Linked DNA regions of Homo sapiens: region 1 is linked to region 2. Evidence: chromatin loops called from intact Hi-C (ENCODE). Cell type or tissue: gastrocnemius medialis. All regions are shown on one strand. Links, peaks and the distances in the headings refer to the core of each region. The heading gives the core; the rest is flanking DNA. Region 1 holds the start of BBOX1 (gamma-butyrobetaine hydroxylase 1). Region 2 holds the start of FIBIN (fin bud initiation factor homolog).

What was found. Hi-C counts contacts between places; a loop is a spot of excess contacts. Peaks named below come from ENCODE experiments on the same cell type or tissue, not always from the same donor. Only the 100,000 strongest peaks of a DNase experiment are listed, where the experiment ranks them.
Region 1: it touches region 2 in a loop (2.8-fold over the local background); 3 of 110 quality-filtered maps call a loop at or near these places.

The regions. Positions count from the first base shown.
Region 1 is chr11:27,038,774-27,044,154 of GRCh38, forward strand. It overlaps BBOX1 (gamma-butyrobetaine hydroxylase 1), which reads left to right and starts at 2,042. Exons shown (of 9, transcript NM_003986.3): 1 at 2,042-2,255; 2 at 2,443-2,705. In gastrocnemius medialis, for the core only: no CTCF peak of the experiment used is centred there; a DNase peak (open chromatin) is centred at 2,178.
Region 2 is chr11:26,991,770-26,997,150 of GRCh38, forward strand. It overlaps FIBIN (fin bud initiation factor homolog), which reads left to right and starts at 2,343. Exons shown (of 1, transcript NM_203371.2): 1 at 2,343-5,318. The coding sequence starts at 2,758. The coding sequence ends at 3,393. LOC124902650 (a long non-coding RNA gene) reads right to left here and starts at 2,342. Exons shown (of 2, transcript XR_007062630.1): 1 at 2,214-2,342; 2 at 130-593. In gastrocnemius medialis, for the core only: no CTCF peak of the experiment used is centred there; DNase peaks (open chromatin) are centred at 372, 2,302 and 3,132; H3K4me3 peaks cover 1,828 bases; H3K27ac peaks cover 4,531 bases.

The DNA of each region.
Region 1 (5,381 bases), core at 150-5,149, 47 kb after region 2:
TAATCTATGGAATGGGAAAAAATATTTGTAAACTATCCATCTGACAAGGAGTATCCAAAATATATAAGAAACACTCAACAGCAAACAACTCAATAGAAAAAAAATCTGATTAAAAAATAGACAAAGTATCTGAATAGACATTTCTCAAAAGAAGACATACAAATGTCCAACAGATATATAAAAAAAAATGGTCAAATCACTAATCATCATGGAAATGTAAATTAAAACGCAAACTACAATGAGAAACTACCTTACACTGTTGGAATGGCTTTCATCAAAAAGACAACAGATGAGTATTGAAGAGAATGTAGAGAAAAAGGAATCTTTGTATACTAATATGGTTTGGCTCTGTGTCCCCACCCAAATCTCATCTCAAATTGTAATCCCCATAATCCCCACATGTCAAGGGAAGGATCTGGTGGTGGGTGATTGGATCATGGGAGTGGTTTCCCCCATACTGTTCTTGTCATAGTGAGTGAGTTCTCACGAGATGTGATGCTTTTATAAGGGGCTCTTCCTTCATTCATTTGCTCTCTCTTGCCTGCCACCATGTAAGATGTGCCTTTGCTTCTCTCTTGCCTTCTTCCATGATTGTAAGTTTCCTGAGGCCTCCCCAGACATGCAGAACGATGAGTCAGTAAACTTGATAAATTACCCAGTCAGGTATGTCTTTATAGCAGTGTGAGAATAGAATAATACATACACTGTTGCTGGAAATGTAAATTGGTACAACCGTTATGGAAAACAGTATGGTGGTTCCTCAGAAAATTGAAAATAGAGCTCTCATATAATCCTGCAATCCTACCTCTGGATATATATCCAGAGGATATAGAATAAGTATGTCAAAGAGATAGCTGCACTCCCATGTTCATTTAAGAAGCTTCTTACAGTGGAGAGCAGAGTTTTGATTATTTACCTGTTTCTGAGAATCAATTCTTTATGTGCAAGTCTTTAAACTTTATTAACAGATTTACTTGTCGGTTTATTTATTGTTTGTTCTATTTAATCATTCCATTAGAAACTATTTATATCTGGCACATTCTTGTCAGCAACTTTCTTAAAGCTGAAACAGAATTTACCTAATTTATTCCAGTAATTGTTACTAAAGTACAAAGTGTAAAGGAAAAATTCATTGTGTATATTTCTGTGATGTCATGAATTATTAAAATATAATTATCTGATTGCTTTTGGCATACTTATAACTTCAGTTACCGTGGGTTTAAGATGCTGGTCACATTTATGACGGCACCCACATATACACACCCTCCTCTCATACATGGAAAACAAAACCTGCTGTTGTTTTCACTGGCCAGTGGGTGTCAGTAATTTGACCTGGAGACTTGGGGGAAGAAAGGAGGAAAGTGGAAAAGAGGTTCCTTTCTTCAGATGCAGGGAAACAGTTTAAATTTTATTGTTAAAGGATCTGAAAAAACATCGTTTAGGGAGGGGATGCTGACATTCTGGAAGGGGAGATTTCCCATAAAGGAGGCCACCAGACAGTTGGGCTGCATTTTCTCTCTGTGTGGCTACCTCTTGTTCTTTTTTGACTGAGTCTCACTCACAGCCCTGCGAATCCTTCGGGCAAGAAGCAACAAGTTGCAGGCTGCTTCTACATCTGCCTAGGAAGAGGGTGTTAGGTGGGAGGAGGGCAGATGACTCAAGCGTCTCTCTCCTGGACCTTAGTTTCCACCTGTAGACTTTCTTTTAATGTAATCTAGACTCTGTTAGGACCTAGGACCTGAGACCAGTCCAACAGGGTCTCCCCCACACTGGGCACTCTCCAAGAGTATGCCTGGCAGTCAGGCTCTGAATGCTGGCATGCTGCCTATTCTGGCCTTTCCCTTTTGTTGCCCTAAGGGCTGTGTGTTGTGAATCAAATCACTGGGCAACCAAGTACCTTCAAAAACAGCCCCAAGCTCTCTGGAAACTACTTCCTATTCCAGCCAAAATTGCAGAGAAAGGAGGGCATCAAGCTTAGGGGACCAATCCCTGTCTTTCTACCAGTCCCTGATAACTACTCAAGCTCCCTTTAAAGAGGCTCATATTGGAATACTCTGTTGACAAGTAGATACCACTTCACCTCTGCTAGGGTGAGCGCTGGTAGCTCCTCCCTGTTAAATGCCCATCTCAATGCCTCTGCCCTAAGTGAGTTGTGCAATAAATGAGCTGTCACTCTGAACAGGTGGGAAAGAAGTGAACTGCTTGTTCACTTGCTGCTGTTGCCACTGCTGGTACAGAAATAGAAGGTAAGACAGGTGAGAACTGCTTTTCCTTCTATCAAGAAAGATTCCAAACTGAGGCAATGCTTTGCATTGAGTCCTGGGGTTTTGTGGTTTTGGGAACCAACAGTACTCAAAGTATTTTCTCTTGCTAACTGCTTCCCCTCTAGGCCATAAAGCCTCTTTTCTTTCTTTTTTTTTTTTTTTTTTAAAAAAAACACAGCACAAAAAAACAAAGACAAAAAACCTCCAAGCTCCCTTCAGTAGTTGCTACACCTTCAGATTGAGACATCCTTCCTCATTTACAAACCTCAGCTGTGTCTGGGGGCAGGGCCACAGTGAAACTGCCAGGAGCAAAAAGGCTTCCAAGAAAAAGTACCACATCAGATTGGAAACTGGGGACAGATCATTCCTGGGATGTGACGGGCACCAGAATGCTCCCTCTCCAAAGGATCTAAGGACCAAAGCTGACAGTTTCTTTACTTGGTAAGTTTTGGGTGGTTTGCTGTGTAAAGCATATCTGAGAACAGGTATGATTGAGCTCATCTTCCTTTTCTCCTTATTGCAAGGGTTTGTGAATTCAAGTCTGTGGACTGAGGTGGTGGGGAGCATCCAATTAGAACTCCATTCACATGTAGCTCACAGTCATGTGGGCTGTGCTGGGGATGGTCCATCAAGCATTTAGAATAGGCTTGGTTTTGGAATGCAGTGGATCTGATTGCTTCTTGGCAGCTTCTCTTTCCCAATTATGTTTGGCTTAGTCTGATAGTCAAATTACTTTATAATCCCTAAGCTGATCCAGAAAGTAAACAGAAGAGACAGAGAGAACGCTGTCTAAAAAGAGACTGGGGATGGGGCAAGGAGGATTCTGGTTGGATTTTCAAAATGTTCCCTGAATAATCCACAACCCATCCCAAAGAATGGTGACTGCATATGATACCCTAGCTCTTTGTTAAGCTCAAAAAGCTGACTATAACATGCCTCTTTAAAATGCTGGCCAATTAAAGCCACTATGCACATCTTCAATTGTTTTGTTCCCTTAACGAAGCTCAAGAAGGTATATTACAGGTATGGATTTGATTAAAAACGTAAGGTTTCTCATAATGAATATATGTTCTGGTTTAAATAATTTAGAAATTTTCCTAAAATCTAAACCCAGTACTTTGCATTACATCAGAAAACAAAGCCTTGATAATTTGATTTCCAATCTGAAAATGGTGATTCCACTAAAGTGAAGCTAAAGTTTTCCTTTGTATAATTTACAAATGAAGTGTTTGCATGAAATTTAATGCCTTAAGCAAGACAGGCAGAATTGTGAACCTATTTTAGAGAATGCACTGGTTTTTCTAATGGCATTATTTTTGTTGTTATTGTTGCTGAGATGGGGTCTTGCTCTGTCATCCAGGCTGGAATGCAGTGATGCAATCACAGCCCACTGTAATCTCAAACTCTTGGGTTCAAGCGATTCTCCTGTCTTAACCTCCCAAGTAACTCAGAGTATGTGTATGCACCACCATGCCTGCCTAATTTTCTTTTGTAGATATGGGGGTCTCACTATATTGTCCAGGCTGGTCTCAAATTCCTGGCCTCAAACAATCCTTCTGCTCCGGCCTCCCAAAGTGCTGGGATTACAGGCCACTGTACCTGGCTTCTAATTGCTTTATAGAATTCATTATTCACATGAGAATATATTCACAAATTGTTAAGTATCTCAGCCACTTATTAAACCAAGTTTAAAAATAATAATAATAACCATTTTATAATTTTAAAAAGATTTCAAGTTGAAGAACCTTAGGTAGCAGGTGTCTTGAGTAGAGTATGTATGTACTCAAATGATGTCAAACTGCAGGCACTACAAATATTGTCTGGTCAACCTCCACCTTACCAAGTAAAAATTAATTGATTTTGTTATTTAAAGGTTAAAATATAAAATAATAACAATGTAGTTAAGCCTTCATGGTGTAATGTCTAGAAAACTTCTTGCCCTTTCTCTCCAAAGCTGAAATGCCAGATGGTGAGGTTAATTAACACACAACAATCTTGAGATTTAGCTACTAATTTTTTATTTTTATTTATTTATTTTTTTTTTGAGACGGAGTCTCACTCTGTCGCCCAGGCTGGAGTGCAGTGGCGCGATCTCGGCTCACTGCAAGCTCCGCCTCCCGGGTTCACGCCATTCTCCTGCCTCAGCCTCCTGAGTAGCTGGGACTACAGGCGCCCGCCACCACGCCCGGCTAACTTTTTGTATTTTTAGTAGAGACGGGGTTTCACCGTGTTAGCCAAGGTGGTCTCGATTTCCTGACCTCGTGATCCACCCACCTCAGCCTCCCAAAGTGCTGGGATTACAGGCATGAGCCACCACACCCTGTCCTAATTTTTTTTAAGTTATACTTTTAAGTGCTGGGGTACATGTGCAGAATGTGCACGTTTGGGGTACATGTGCAGAATGTGCAGGTTTGGGGTACACGTGCAGAATGTGCAGGTATACACATGCCATGGTGGTTTGCTGCACCTATCAACGCGTCATCTACATTGAATACCCTTTATTTCTTTCTCTTGACTAATTGCCCTAGCATTTCTCCTAATGGTATCCCTCCCCTAGCCCCCTACCCCGCCACAGGCCCTGGTATGTGATGTTCCCCTCCCTGTGTCCATGTGTTCTCATTGTTCAAGTCCCACTTATGAGTGAGAACATGCAGTATTTGGTCTTCTGTTCTTGTGATAGTTTGCTGAGAATGATGGCTTCCAGCTTCCTCCATGTCCCTGCGGAGGACATGAACTCATCCTTTTTTATGGCTGCATAGTATTCCATGGTGTATATATGCCACATTTTCTTTATCCAGTCTATCATTGATGAGCATTTGAGTTGGTTCCAAGTCTTTGCCATTGTGAACAGTGCTGTAATAAACATACATGTGCACGTGTCTTTATAGTAGAATGATTTATAATCCTTTGGGTGTATACGCAGTAATGGGATTGCTGGGTCAAATGGTATTCCTGGTTCTAGATCCTTGAGGAATTGCCACACTGTCTTCCACAATGTTTGAACTACTTTATATTCCCACCAACAGTGTAAAAGTGTTCCTATTTCTCCACATCCTCTCTAGCATCTGTTGTTTCCTGACTTTTTAATGATCACCATTCTAACTGACATGAGATGGT
Region 2 (5,381 bases), core at 181-5,180:
ATGCCCTTAGTTAGACTGAAGTGGACTTTTAGTTATTTGTACAAAAATGATTCCTTTCTAATACACAATATGGAGTGTGTATCTTTAGATGAGGTCTTTGCAGGAAGAAAGTAAACACTCTTCACACTCTTCACCCTTCGTATGATAACTTTATATGGGTATATGCCCGACTCTTCAACCAGGGAGCAAGCTCTTTGTAGGCTGAAACTTCTTATTGCACATCTTTGTGTCTGTAGTTACCTTAATACTGCACCCTGCAAGTGGGGAGCAAGTAGTAAGTGCTTAATATAGGTTTGCTTAATTGAATTGGTTAGTAAGTCAGAGAGAGATTGTGCAAGAAATGGAATGAATCAGAGTAAATTCCTCTTCGCTTCTTTGGCCAAGCAGCCAATATGAATCCATCTGTTGTCATTTCTGAATGTCCCAGAGAAAAAGGAATGAAGCAATGTAGCTCTTGAGTCCAACAGTCCAGTCTTTCAACTGAAGGAAGTTGTAGTTTTCTTCTGGGATAGAGTGAAAATAGGCCTTGGTCTTCCACTTGGCATAAACAGTAAGAAAACTCCTTTGGTCTATGTTTCCATGATGCTAAGTATCTGGATAAGAATGAAAATGTGCAGTCAACATGCTTCAGAAACTCCATGCATGTGATACCACATCAGCAAAATATCAAGTTACTTAACCAGACTTCTCATTTTCTCTGCAGGAGTCTGGGTTGTTTATATCCATGAAAGTGATGACAATGAGTATAACTGTCCCAGAACAGTGTGGCACTGTGAGTCTGAATGAAGCCAGTCCCTTATTACTTGGGGAGGGAGATAGGTATGGAACACTGGCAAGTCAACATGAATGTTTCAGTTACATTTCAAGGAAGAAGGAGAAAATACCCATAGAAACAGGAGTGCTGCCTGCTTCTGCTTTCCCATGCTTCCTCTGTTTCTTTTCTTCCACAGCCCTATTGATGTCCAACTTACATCTTATTTATTTACATATTTTTCTTTTTTTGAGAAAAGGTCTTACTCTGTCACCCAGGCTGGACTGCAGTGGTGCGATCTAGGCTCACAGCAACCTCCCTCTCCTGGATTCAAGCAATACTCCTGTCTTAGCCCCCTGAGTAACTGGGATTACAGGCATGCACCACCATGTCCAGCTATTTTTTTTTTTTTTTTTTGTATTTTCAGTAGAGATGGAGTTTCACCATGTTGGTCAGGCTGGTCTCGAACTTCTGACCTCAAGTGATCCACCCACCTCTGCCTCCCAAAGTGCTGGAATTACAGACGTGAGCCACCACGCCTGACCTATTTTCAAAAATTTAAGTTTTCTATTTCCCAAAATATAAGTGCCAGGAAGGCAAGGATTTGTCTTTATTTTTGTTCACAGCTGTATTCCCACTACCTCAAATAGATTTTGGCATGCAGTAAATGCTCAAGAAATATTCATTAAACAAATGAATGGCCTTTAGGATGGCCATTTGCCAATAAGTTCATAAATTAGAAATTAAAATGGCCAGGTTAAAAAAAAAAAAAAAAACATTGTTTTTCTCCCCCCAAGTTAAATTAAAAGACCTTGTGACAATTAGTTCTGGCTCAACTAAAGTCTAACTGTGTGACTATAATCAATTTGCTTAACATTCTGCTCCTTCATTTCTCCATCTGGAAAATGGGCATAATAGTACCAGAAACATTCTTCAAAAGCTTTCAAGACTCTCAAAAGAGGCAACAACTATAAAAGCATTAGGTTCAAGATTCAATGCAGATGCTTAGCATTGTTTCATAAAATTAAATAAGGATCTCATTGTCCTTTAACTCACTAAGCTGGCAAAATTTCATTTTTCTGCTTCTGTTCTTATACATACTAAAGACTATACATTAAGCAACTTTCTGTATTTTCATTTCATCCAAAGTATTGTTGATATAAATTTTAATTAACCAATCATTTTCAAACAAAACTGTAATTTCTGACACTTTAAATTTGCCTTCAAAGTCACAAAGTTTTAAAGATAAAAATAGATATACTCAGAAAATCCAACCTGATATTTATTGAGACACGTGAAATGGCATTTTTCCAGGGTAATCATTCCTTCCCCCTCCCAATATGTCAATAACAAACCAGGGTTTTTGTGGTGGAAATTCCATTTATTCTCTTCTCATTTTCTCTTTCGAGCTAAATTCTATTGTAGAGTCTTCCCTTCCAACCTTTAAAAAGCGACCCTGTACCTTTAATAGTGGAGACCTGGTGAGAGGTTCTTTTCCAAACTTGTTCCCTGGCTTCCAAGTGACGAAACCAGCTGTAATTTGAGAGCAGAGAGATCCTCAGGATATCTTTAGCCAAAGGAAAAGCTCCGCATTCCCACCCAGTCCAGAAATTGAAATACTATCAGGGGGCAAGAGCCTTTCTCTCCAGCTACACACTCCATCTCCCGGGAGCAAGGGGAAACTCCGAGAGGAGGGCAACAGAGCCAGCATCTTGCCAGGGCCCCGGAGGAGGGGTTCCCCGCTACGCCTGTGCCGGAGGAGTTCCAGTCACCGAGCGAGGGGCGCAAGGGTGGGTGCATCCTGCGCTGCGGCGGGCGCGCTACCCAGACGCTGGTGTGCAGAGCCACATGAAGCCTGCTGGGGACTGGGGGCCAGGGAGCAGCAAGCCAGCTGGGACTGAGGCGGACGCTGTCTCAGGGAGACGCTGACTCGCAAAGACACTCCCTTCCTTGTGCCTGGGTAAAAAGTCTCCTCCTGGGGTCCCTGGCCATCCTGAATATCCAGAATGGTGTTTCTGAAGTTCTTCTGCATGAGTTTCTTCTGCCACCTGTGTCAAGGCTACTTCGATGGCCCCCTCTACCCAGAGATGTCCAATGGGACTCTGCACCACTACTTCGTGCCCGATGGGGACTATGAGGAGAACGATGACCCCGAGAAGTGCCAGCTGCTCTTCAGGGTGAGTGACCACAGGCGCTGCTCCCAGGGGGAGGGGAGCCAGGTTGGCAGCCTGCTGAGCCTCACCCTGCGGGAGGAGTTCACCGTGCTGGGCCGCCAGGTGGAGGATGCTGGGCGCGTGCTGGAGGGCATCAGCAAAAGCATCTCCTACGACCTAGACGGGGAAGAGAGCTATGGCAAGTACCTGCGGCGGGAGTCCCACCAGATCGGGGATGCCTACTCCAACTCGGACAAATCCCTCACTGAGCTGGAGAGCAAGTTCAAGCAGGGCCAGGAACAGGACAGCCGGCAGGAGAGCAGGCTCAACGAGGACTTTCTGGGAATGCTGGTCCACACCAGGTCCCTGCTGAAGGAGACACTGGACATCTCTGTGGGGCTCAGGGACAAATACGAGCTGCTGGCCCTCACCATTAGGAGCCATGGGACCCGACTAGGTCGGCTGAAAAATGATTATCTTAAAGTATAGGTGGAAGGATACAAATGCTAGAAAGAGGGAATCAAATCAGCCCCGTTTTGGAGGGTGGGGGACAGAAGATGGGGCTACATTTCCCCCATACCTACTATTTTTTTATATCCCGATTTGCACTTTGAGAATACATCTAAGGTCATCTTTCAAAAGAGAAAAATTGGACACTTGAGTGACTTTGTTTTTAGTTTTGTTTTTGTACATTATTTATGTGATTGTTATGGAATTGTCACCTGGAAAGAACAATTTTAAGCAATGTCATTTCTAGATGGGTTTCTAATTCTGCAGAGACACCCGTTTCAGCCACATCTAAAAGAGCACAGTTTATGTGGTGCGGAATTAAACTTCCCCATCCTGCAGATTATGTGGAAATACCCAAAGATAATAGTGCATAGCTCCTTTCAGCCTCTAGCCTTCACTCCTGGGCTCCAAAAGCTATCCCAGTTGCCTGTTTTTCAAATGAGGTTCAAGGTGCTGCTTTGCATGCCTGCCAACCCATGGAAGTTGTTTCTTACTTCTTTTCTCTCTTATTTATTAACCATGGTCTGAGAGTTGTTTTTGTTCTATGTAACAGTATTGCCACAAAACTATAGGCAAATCGTGTTTGCAGGGAGATTTCTGATGCCTCTGTGGGTGTGTGTAAGTTAAAGTGGCCACATTTAAGAAGGCCAAGCTTTGTAGTGGTTGCACAGTCACACTGATATGCTGATTTGCTCTTTCTCATTGTATGTCTATGCTTTGTCATCAGTGCTATAGTAAATTACAAAGAAATAGGTAGATTGTATGAACATACCCACAAATGCCTATGATTTAGGTTACCAATGTATTCTTTCTCATTTGGGGTTTTGCTTCTGTCTGTCTGTTTATTGGAAACTTGTACTTCAAGTAGGGGGAATCCTAATTCTAATAACTCCTTAGCTAAGTTTTATTATTCAGGCAATAAACATGTTTTCATGTAATACTGGCTTACTTTGTAATTTACATCTGTAACTTTCATATTTCTAAAAGGGGCCAATGCAAAAGGAGAGAGAAGGACTGGATTTAAGCCAGTTTACTTAGAGTATATGATAAAGAAGGCAGAGGAATAGCTACATATTTGGCAATTCTCCTCTCTGTAGTCACCCTGACATCCTCACAAGAAAACAAATCTAGCCATTGCCCAAACTTTAAATTTGATCTCTATAGGTCTGCTTAAAGACTCAAATTTTCTCCAGTTTCTCTCATAAATTCAATTGCAAAAGTTTCTGACAAGGCTCATACCCTGTACCCTTATGCAGAGCAAGCATTCCATCCTAAGTTATAAACTACAGTGATGTTTAATTTTGAAGCCAGGTCTACATTATTTAATTAATGGCTTCAAAAGGTGGAGATGCACTTTATTTAATGTCTTTCCCTAGCTAATTCTTACTCTCACCTTAAATATGCTTTCTTGTTGCATATATGCACAGATACACACACACACACACACGAAAATAAATAAATGTTCATATTCTTCTGTTCAACAGACATTTATTTTCTCCTCTCCCTTGAATAAGAAAATAAGTTTTCCATTCCTATGAACTGTCTAATATCTTTCTATTACAGAAGGGGAAACTGAGGCTGGGAAAGGCTAAATGACTTATCCTCCATCAGTTATAACAGCCCCTGGTCTTCTTAAATTTAAACACGGGACTTCCCGAACTAATTTTTTTAAGGATACTGAAAAATGAGAGAGAGTGGTCGAATGCCTGAAATTTTGCTTAACTTACTGTACTTAAAATCAATTATAACTTCTTTTTGTTACTCAGGGCCCCACTTTTTGTTGCTTTCTAGACTTGTGTGTAGAAAGAAGATTAATGATCACTTAAAGTAGTTTCCTTCTTTATTCTGAAAAAATGAGGAAAAAATAACAACAGTGGCAAATAAAATCATATTTGGTACTAAAATGTTTGTAGTTTGAAGTCACAATCATTCATGCCTCAAAACATTTATATCACTCACTTCATAGT